Regions from separate parts of the Homo sapiens genome. Here region 1 is linked to region 2. The links are chromatin loops, found by intact Hi-C in ENCODE. Cell type or tissue: CD14-positive monocyte. All regions are shown on one strand. Links, peaks and the distances in the headings refer to the core of each region. The heading gives the core; the rest is flanking DNA. Region 1 has its middle 210 kb from the start of LNX1-AS2. Region 2 overlaps SCFD2 (sec1 family domain containing 2).

Region 1 (5,389 bases), core at 261-5,260, 610 kb after region 2:
TAGTGAATTTTGGTACCCAAGTCCAGTCTGGTTGCCAGAATAAACTGTGTGTTGGGGGTGTGTCTGTGGTATGTGGGTGTGTATGCGTCTACCTCAGTGAATTCTGGGTTTTGCTCAGTTCTAATCAGTCTCACTTGCTAGTGGTCTTGTTGGTCTCTATATCCGACTATGATATATCAGTCAGGACCCTTTCAGTTGCAAGTAAAAGCAACCAATTTTTTTTTTTTTTTGAAGCAGACTCTTGCTCCGTTGCCAAGGCTGGAGTGCAGTGGCACAATCTCAGCTCACTGCAACCTCTGCCTCCCGAGTTCAAGCGATTCTCCTGCCTCCCAGGTAGCTGGCATTACAGGCTTGCGCCACCATGTTTCGCTAATTTTTGTGTTTTTTTAGTAGAGATGGGGTTTCGCCCGTTGACCAGGCTGGTCTTGAACTCCGGACCCTAGGTGATCCGCCTGCTTCAGCCTCCCAAAGTGCTAAGATTACAGTCCTGAGCCACTGTGCCTGGCCAAAAGAAACCAAATTTAAATTAATTTAAACAATAAGGGCCAGGCTTTGGCTTATCTAATGGAAAGAGCCAGGAGATACATCTTCAAGTACAGTTGGCTTCAGGCACTCAAAGGTGTTGCCAAAATCCTTTGCTCTACTTTCCTTTACTTTGGCTTCACTCCCAGGTGGCTTTAGCTTCTGTAGTGGCCACGATAAGCCCCAGAAGCTCCTGACTTTTATTCTACCAGCTTATCACACAACAGACAGAGGCTTGGTCTAGACGGAGAGACATAGTTCTTCTCAATAATTTAGTTCTTCTCAATAATTGTGATGACTTTATGTGGCTTAACCTAGAACCAGGGGCAGCATATGGTGGTTGGGGTCAGCTGTGATTTAACCCCATCAATTGGAAGAGGGGAACTTGGGATTACTCAGCAAAAAACTCTGAGTGAAGTAGCAAAAGAAGGATCTTAATGAATGGTGAAAATGGATTCATGCCTTCTACAGTTATGCACAGTCATAGGAGACCAACGTTCAGATTCTAAAGATGACGCTCAGATACATGTGTTGAAAGAAGACCAAGAGACCAGAAGCCAAATGCAAAGCTGGTGTAAGTGACACAGCCAGTACCTCATTTAATGCAAAATTGAAAAGGATGGGGGAGATAAGCAGTTACTCAGTTGTGTAGAAGTTTACAAAATACCCATCTCTAAGAATTTCACTGGATCTTCCCAAATTTGTTAGCATCTTGGTATTAATTAACTTAATGGCATAATTGACGACTAGTAAGTTTATCCAAAATGTGGGCCCTGTTTTAGCTGAAGTGCTTGTGAAAACGCAGATAACTGGGCCCTGGACCTCTTTGTCATGCTACCTGGAAATAGAGTATCTGTATTTGAATATTCTCCCTAGGAGATTTTTTTTATAAACTGGCATCTTGATAAAATTTAATAATTTTGGACTATGGGATATATGTTTCCATTTCATTCCAATTGGCATTTGCTCCACACTTGGTGGATGCTGAATGCATAAGAGACAATGGTCCCATGTTATAACTAGAATATAGATAAGTATCTTTAATAATAGGGTTAGTGTGGTGCATTGAATTATTAGCCTCAGCTTTGCACCTCTAGAGCCACATCCTTGCCTTTGACCTTATTTTGGCAGAGAGCACTACCCTGCCTCTTGACTTTGCATTCAGTCATGTGATTTGCTTTGGCCAATGGAATGTCGACAGATGTAGCAGTATACAATCTGAGCATAGACCCAAGAGATCTTCCATATATTCATGTGCCCTGTTTCTCTTCCCCCAAATCCCTGAGAGGAGCTTGCCCTAAACAGTGGCTGCATTTCGTTCTGGGTCCAAAGTGAACATATTTGGAACAATTCCCCACATAAGTTCAACTGGACCCATAGTTTGAAGCAGAGCCTCCCCAAGAAGCCAAACCTGGTTCAACCAACCCCAATGTCACTGACAGATTCATGAGAAGAAGCAGTTGTTTTAACTCACTAGGCTTGAGGGTAGTTTGTTGCACAAGGTCATTGTAGTAACAGCAGCTAACCAGTACAGTGAGGGGTTGGAAATATCTTTGGGGGATTGCTTTGGTTTGCTTGGGGGTTGATGCCTTGTCTTGGAGGTTAATGTTTGGTTTGTTTGGGGTTTGTATTGAGGAGGCAATTTGTAGAGTAAGCAGTTGCAACTTCGTTAGAAGGGATCTTTCTGGGTCCCTGGTATGTGGCCCTAGCTCTGTGGGAATCCAGAGGAGATGAAGAGGAAACTGGTGTTTATTGTCAGTATTATCAACAGCAGCAACAAATATTGGGTGCGCCTACCATGTGCCAAGTACTAGGTGGGGATTACGAGAGGAATAAGGAAAGACCCAAGCTCTAGAAAAACGTACAGTCTCTTTGCAGGACCATTCCTGGGTTTCATTAGAAATATCTGAATATATTGTCTCAGACTGGCCAGGTTTCTTGTAGGGCTTGCTAGTTGAGAAATTAGATCCTTAAAGGAAAAATATTCTCACTGATTCTACCCACCATTCTCATCTTTACACCCAACAAAACCTCACTAAGAGGTTTCTGAGGAGCCAGAAGTTGGATGGATTAACTTGGAGTTAGTGAACTGCAGAAATCTCTTCCCACTGGTGGTTCCTGTGGGTTTCAGAATAGCAAAGCTGAAAGTTCACTTGATGTATTAAGCACAATCAAAAATCCATTACCTCCCTGAGGCCACTACTCCTCCTTTTTGGTTGAGACTGCTACCCAGGACCAGCTACATAATTTGTGAGGCTCAGTGCGAAATGAAATTCAGGGCCCATTCAAAAATTACTCAGAATTTCAAGACAGCAAGCACAGAACATTAAACCAGGCGTGGACCCCTCTGAGCTTGGGGCCCATTGTGACTGCACAAGTCTCAAGCCAGGAAGCTGGCTCTGCTGCCACCTGCAGGTAGTGCAAATAGCTGATGTCTACACATATGTAAAAGGAAGCACCAGCAAAGTTTCCAGTCCTGAGTGGATTTGAGAAGATGGCCCTGCAGACATTCATTCAAAAAGCTCTCATGGTGCTGACCCATTCCAGACCTGCCCTGCCCCCTGCTCAGCCCACTCCAGTTGCTGAAGGACAAGGGTGGACACCAGTTACCAGGAACCATTCTGCAATTCCAGCAGCCCTCTGGCTGGACTTTTTCTCCAATCATTCAGAAAACATTTGTCTGTGAGCCCCTCGAAGTGCTTCAGATGCAATCCAGACTTGCCCATGGACTTGAGCAGTTACAGCTGTATTGTACAGGTTGCATAAAGGAACTGCAGGAGACTTTCTATTGCCATGAGGGCGACTGCCCAGGGCCCAGGGCTCAGGGCTCAGGACAGCATAGAAACACTAGTGCCAGATTCCACCATGGTGAGAGAATTGCCTCGATGCTGCAGAAACTCCAGGGCCTCCCAGATGCACTATCACTCTTATCACGTGCAGACATTTGGCAGACAGGCCTTCCTTTGAAGTCCCAGCAAAATGATGGCGAGTTCTCCTGCTAAGGAACATGTGGCTGGCAACAGGAGGAAGAGTAAAGTGGCGGTCCCTTCCTTTCCACAAAAGTTTAGGAGTTGGCATTTCTTTTTCCACAGTGTTAGAGCTTCTGCTATTGATGCAAAGGGCTAAAAGCTGACCTGCTCCTTTGTCATCTTGGAAAACCTCAGGACAATGCTTAAGACCAAGGTGAAATTACCTATTTTGTGTGCTCCTGATTTTCCTTAAAGAAATAAAAAAGGGAACGATTTGGCTAAGGATGGACATGGTCTAAATCAGGGGTTCTCAAAGTGTGGTTCTCAGATTGTAACCTCTTAAAAATATAGATTCTTTCACTTGAACCCGGAAAACAGAGGTTGTAGTGAGCTGGGATCGAGCCAGGGCACTCCAGCCTGGGCAACAGAGCAAGACTCCATCTCAAAATAGATAGATAGATGATAGATAGATAGATGATAGATAGATAGATAGATAGATAGATAGATAGATAGATACACAGATTCTAGACTCTGCTCAGATCTACTGAAGGAGATACCATGAGGGCAGGACCCAGCAATCCATGTTTAACAATCCTTCTAGGTGATTCTGATACACCATTGGCCTAAATAGCAGATCCTCATTGCCTGTATATTAGTTTGCTATGGCTGTCTTAACAGAGTACTGCAGACTGGTGGCTTAAACAACAGAAATTTACTTTCTCACAGTTCTGGAGGCTGGAAACCCAAATCAAGATGCTGGCAGGGTTGGTTTCTAGCGAGGTTTCCCTCCTTGGCTTGCAGACAGCCGCCTTCTCACTGTGTCTTCATGTGGCTTTTTCTCTGTGTGCAAGGACTCCTGGAGTCTCTTCCTCTTCTTACATAGACACCAGTCTTGTTGGATTAAGATCCCACTCTAACGACCTCATGTAAGCTTAATTACCTCCTTAACAATCCTGTCTCCGAATATAGTTACCCTGGGGGTTAGAGCTTCAACATATACATTTGGTGGGGAACACAATTTGGTCTATAATAGCCTGACACCATCAGACCACCAGTTTTCAACATTAAGCCTTCCAAGGACTATAACAGTAATAACGCACATTAAGTTGGCATTTCTACTTGCCGGATCTGTGCTAAGTGCTTTTACATGCATGATTACCTGTATTATTATCCCTACTTTGCCATTGGGAAACAAGCTCAGCATGTTATCTGCCAAACCTCACAGCTGATGGCAAAACCAGGCTCTAAACACAGGAGGTCTGATGCCAAACTCAAAGTTCTTAATCACTACTGAGGTAGTAGCCGCAAGCCCCGGCTACCACTCTTGGTTTTTGTTGTTGTTGTTATCAGCATATACGTAGTTTTTATTCTTTTATGTAGCGGCATACCATTACATTTTATGAATGTGACATAATACAAATAGGCGTTGTCCCTCTATTGTTGGAAATTTAGATTGTTTCTAGGTTTTACTTTTCTATTGTGTATATTTAAGGTGTACAACATGATGTTTTGATATACTACATAGTAAAATGGTTATCATAGTTAAGCAAATTAGCATATCCTCATCTCATATAGTTACTTACTTTTTCTCGTGCTAAGAAGCACCTAAAATTTACTCTGTTAGCAAATTTTCAGTATACACTTCAATATTATTAACTACAGTCCTCATGCTTTGCATTAGATCTCTAGACTTTTTCATCCTACCTAACTTCAACTTTGTACCTCATGTCCTCCCCTTTACTCCTGGTAACCACCAATCTACTCTTTGTTACCATGTGTCCAACTCTTTTTTTAAAGATTCCACATATGAATGAGATCATACAGTATTTGTCTTTCTGTGTCTGGCTTATTTCACTTACCGTAATGTCGTCCAGGTTCATCCATGTCACAAATGGCAG
Region 2 (5,389 bases), core at 142-5,141:
TTGTCTCTTCTTCCATCAACTATAGAGCATCCTTTTTGTCTCGTGTGTAAACATACTAACGAATGCAGTTTTCTTTTCCTTTTCACTCCTCCTGTCACTACTACTACCACTATGTTAGCTTATACCTCTGAGATTCTCTTTCTTTTGGTCAATGCTTATTCCAATTATGTAAAGAAAAAACTCACTATTATCTATTAAAACCTTTTTAGAACCTATAATTATATAAGTTATTGCTAGCAGTACATTTGTGCCTCACTTTTGAAGACTATTATTCACTATGAAAATCCACTCTAGTAACACATATATTCTTTTCTTCATATTACGGATGAACATAGATCAAATTTCTTAAAGAACTAAGTTTTACTCAGCCAAAGAAGTACCAGTAGTTTCAATTTATTGTTGAAACTAGAGGCTTTCCATAGTAGAAATCCATCATTAGAAAATAACACAGATTTAGGATAACTTAATGATTTGAAGGAAATCATAGACTAGCTGAGATGAACACAAACCATCTTTTATCTTAATCCTTCTCTACAGAGTATCAGCCTCCTAAACCAAAGATTTCTTTTCATCACTACCTGATGACCTCTGGCACAAATCACCCTATATCCCTTCTGTCTCCAACCCAGTACACACGAGCGACACTCTGTCTCAAAAAATTTAAAAAAAGATTTTATTTTCTCGTTTAGAGCCACACATTTGAGCATCATGGCTGTAGGTACAGATACAGCTGCTGATAAAAAGTCAATGGATTTGAACTGGACAGATTGGACATTAACAGGATTATAGGTTACAGATGTCATGTAAAAACCCCAAGTGGCTTTAAAAACAGAAAAGTCAGTATGTATCATGTAGTGGTAAAGCAGGCTAAGAGAATGGGCTCTACAGTCAGAATGGCTGGTTACAAGGACCGGCTCTGCCACGGCCAGTAGTGTGACTTGAGCATGTTACTCAAGCCTCTGTATCCCAGCTTCGTCAATTTAAAAATCGAGTGCTGTAAGGATTAAAAATAATGGTATATGTAAAGAACTTAACATTGGCATGGCATATAAGAACTTAACAAGTGAGATCCACTAAAATTATTAGGAGTAGTAGTAGTAATAGTATGTTATCGGTCAGAGACAACTTCCCCGATTTTTTTATGTTGGACCTAATCACATCTTTCACTTCTGCACATCTGGTGAAGTCAAATAAATGACTTTCCTTTTCAGAAACCTGCCTTTACCTCTAATTGTAGTCAAGGCAAATAGTCCTGATAGGCAAATAGCCCCCAGGTGACCCTTCTGGTCTGGGCTCACTGAGATATTAACCCCACATTCCTACGGATCCTGGTTTCACATTGTGTCCTTCAAATGCTTTCACCATGCCACTTCTCATAGTCAGCCCCAGTTTTTAAGGTGCATTTAAAATAAGCTTACATTTGGAACCAGCTAAGAATGCTAAAAACAGATGTGCTACTTTCCAGACAGACTGAAGAAATCGTACGAACAACTGATTCAGTACTACCTGGATTGTGACTAAAACCTATCAAATTATAGCTCCTGATAACAAGCCTGAAGAAAAAAGTTAATTTAGTGATAGTGCCCTGTTATTACACATTTAGGGCAAAGAAAAGTACATTTCTATGGCAATTTCCAAGATATTAAAAATGAGATAAAACCAGATGAGAGAAAAACAGAAATCTAGCTCAAGACTTAACATCACCATATGTGAAATATCAAATAAATAGCTACTCTAATCTCAAATGGTAATCTTTCCTTTCAGCCTTTCTCATTTTATTGGACCAAATATTTCAAGCCTCATCTGTGTTCTATTACAATCCTAAAGACAACATGATATCTAGGATAGTGTTTATATATAAAAATAATTTTAGATCAGGAGGTGACAGAAACTGATGTCCAGATTCCATTACCCTAAGACTTCATGTAATTACTTTGTCTTTTTAAAAATCCTTAAATGATCATTTTCTCCTTTGGCACAGAGTCTTTTGACTCCTCTTTTGATGCCAACATAGTCTCATCATGAAAATAAATTGAAAGTAGGTGGTCTGGTTAGTCTTCACAATGCTACATTTTAATCAGGCAAAGCAGTGAAAAACATGATTGTCGAAATGCTGGCGTGTCTTCAAACAACAGTGTATGCTGTCCATTTTACTCTCAGTGAAAAAGCTCTTCAAGAGATTTCGATAAAGGTTTCCTTCCTACTTGCAGTCCACATTTGTAATGTTTATATAAGTGGAGGATATAAATCTTTCTCCAATGAACCCCATGGTTTTTAAAGCAGATTCTTGTTATAAACTGCCTGTTTCCGTTTTGCCTGCCTAAGCAAGCCAGGCAAAGACCATTCGCGAGAGACTGGAACTAATTTAATGTGCTCCAGGTTTAAGCCCCTAGCCTCTGCGCCTTTGCAGGGAGATTTTACACAGTGGATTACTGCTGACTTTAACAATGATTCATATGATAAGTGGCTTTTGATTTGTTTTTTAATGTCAGAAAATATGCATTGGCAAAAGAAATGTCATTGAAATCATTTCGTTAAAGCAATATCCATAAAAAGGGGTGGGGGAAGGAGAATTCAACTTTTCATCAAAAAAAAAAAAGTCTAAATCATGCCAATGTCTTGTTCACATAAATTTATAGTTTTACTCAATGCAAAAGAATACAAAGCTATTTAGAGACAGCTAGATTTAAGACTGGATGAACTGCAAGATAGGATTGGTTGAATCGATATACTTTACCACAAAATTGGTTATTATTATTAAAATACCAAAGCCACACGGAAGATAGACAAAAGCATCATTCTTTATCCAGCCTCAAAGACACCCTGTGTGCTTTTTTCAAAGATTCACAATTCCTTGAAACCAACACTAATTAAAACAGAAACACATTCACAAAACCCGGAGTAAGATCCATCATCCCAAAGCATGGCGGGGGAGGAAAATTTCCTCTGTTTAACTCAAAGGAACAGAGCAGCAACAACATTAATTCAAAAGAAAACAAACTGAGAAACAAAAGTATGTATTATACTATTATTCTAGAGTTCTGCATTTAAGAGGCCTGAACTGTTCATCAAAACATACTTTCAAAATGCCAAATGTAATAAGATATGCTTGTCCCCAATCATCTGTTAGTTTCTTCTGGTTTTTCTTGAAGTTCCTTTGAAAGGATTATCCAAAGTCTTACAGTAGGGGGCAGTATTGTAACATCATGCTCACACTTAAAAGGACTCCAGGTCAGCCCAAAAGAGGAAAAAGGGCCATTATTCATAAAGACTTAACTATGTTGGCATAATTACAGAAATTATTACAAAATTTCAGATTTTTTCCCCAAAGCCTAACCTGCTTTCTTACCACCTACCTATAATATTAAGATGTCTTAAACAATAGAAAAAGCAAATGCTTTTTATTGAAAAAGTCTGTCCAACAATCTGATACATGCTGATTGCTGTTTAGCAGTGAAAGAACTATTTATTGAATGTCATATTTCAAAAGCATGAAGACTTCTCCAATTGCAAATATCCAGATGTTCTTTATTGTAAATATGACATTAGAAGATGGCAAAAAAAAAAAAAAAAAAAAGAAATGAATATTTCATCTTGCTCTAAAATGAAATGCAGAGCTGGTTTATAAACACAAGTCAATGTAACCTATGCTAATGAGATGTTAATTTCAAAAATATGGGGTAAAAAAATATTTACAAGTATAAGAATGTCTTCATATTTTCCAGGAATAAACCTTTTCTTTCCATCTGTCTAGGATGGCTCTTGGCTGGCCTGCTAGGAAATATGGAAACTGAAACTATTTGTACTTAATGCTTGGCTTCCAATGACTTAACAAAATTCTGGGAGTTTGCGGACAGGAAAATGCAAAGTCCTCACCATGTCCCAAGATAAAACATATAGATATATAATGGCAATTTTTTTCCATGCATAATGGTGATCCATATGGATTTCTCTTAATTCTGGAAATACGAGTGATTGCAGCTTTTATTTAATAATTGAAAGCCTTAAGGTCACTAAACAAAACAATAATTACTGTATTTGACTTTAAAAGAATCAAACCTCCTATCATCTTAGGCAAGTACTGTTGTTTATCTTCATCTTCAATTTCAACTCAAATTGAGTTGCTTGTTTTCTGCCTGCTGGCTTTAAGGGGACGGGCTGTTATAAATTCAAACAGGATTTTTTTAAATCTAATAATTTCAACTAAAAAATTATATTAAAAGTATTATTTTATAGACACATAATCTAATATTTTAAATGTAAAAAAAGAGATCCTAAGAATACTAAAACCTATGAAATATCATATGAAGCCAGCAATTATTGTAATCATGTTTAAATGCTATAAATTTTCAGTTTCAGTACTTCAAGTTATAGTTTATTCTAGTCTTATTATTATACATTATACTCTCTCTACTTGTCCATTTTTGTTTAAGTTGTTTTGGAGTTGGGGATGTTTTGGTTTTATGCTGTGTGAGTGAATGTGTGTGTGTGTGCATGTGTGTATACATGTGTTCATTTAAAGATCCTATAAGAACCCTCATATGTATACTTCTTGGAGAATATGGACTGCTCCTATGCTTTATCACCCAGGTTTTCTCAACTGTTGTGATAGGTTCCTTTTCAAGACTTAACAGAAAAACTGTGCCTATAATTACCATCAAATTTCCCTCAAATTGAGCTAAACAGCATACATTTGAGTTGCCAAATGGGACATAATTCTTCATAATTACCGTCCAAAAGAGCTTGTGACAGTTACAACAAAGTAATTCACTAATGGAAGAGCACCAGGTATGCATTTTCCTGAAACATCTGTTTGAAATGCTGGGTCATTTGAAGAGTATGTAAAATGCTCCCATCTTCTAATTAGTTTCTCACCAACCAAAATATCACTGCCAAACTTAACTAGTTTGAGGGGCCAAGGTTCTTCTGTAGCAAAGCCAATATAACCACTCAGTCCCTCTAAAGGCAAGCACTTGTTTCATCTCTGAGTGATGGCATTTGTGATGGAAAAGAAGGCAGCATTTCCTTCTAATAATAACATTTTTCCTTATTATTTCATTTCTCCATCATCTGTAGTCAGAAAGCACCCTGACATACTACATAAAATGCTTGCTTATTTTCTTGCTTCTCTCCCTTCTTTATCTATCTGATCGAATGAGAGGGGAGATGATTACAAACAACAGAGTATGAACTTTGGGTTGTGTAGTATAAGAAGAAATACATTTGGTTTTTGTTTCTGGTTCCTGGCAAAGAGCACCAAAAACCTTTAGAATTTCCTGAGTGATAAGAGTATCATTGTTTATTCATAACTAGCTCTTTTTGATTCATAACTAGCTGACTTTATGTTAATAAGGTAACTTAGGGTAGGATCCCTAGATAGCCTCAGGAT

Evidence for each region. Peaks named below come from ENCODE experiments on the same cell type or tissue, not always from the same donor. Only the 100,000 strongest peaks of a DNase experiment are listed, where the experiment ranks them.
Region 1: a loop joins it to region 2, with 5 times the contacts of the local background. A loop is called at or near these places in 18 of 110 quality-filtered maps.

The regions. Positions count from the first base shown.
Region 1 is chr4:53,802,015-53,807,403 of GRCh38, forward strand. No RefSeq gene overlaps it. Among named protein-coding and RNA genes, the nearest start is that of LNX1-AS2, 210 kb to the left of the region's middle. In CD14-positive monocyte, for the core only: a CTCF peak has its summit at 2,921 (motif pointing left); no DNase peak of the experiment used is centred there.
Region 2 is chr4:53,194,191-53,199,579 of GRCh38, forward strand. The region is part of intron 4 of SCFD2 (sec1 family domain containing 2); the gene reads right to left. Among named protein-coding and RNA genes, the nearest start is that of SCFD2, 170 kb to the right of the region's middle. RefSeq lists an enhancer at 1,117-4,923. In CD14-positive monocyte, for the core only: CTCF peaks have their summits at 3,155 (motif pointing right) and 3,357; a DNase peak (open chromatin) is centred at 3,211.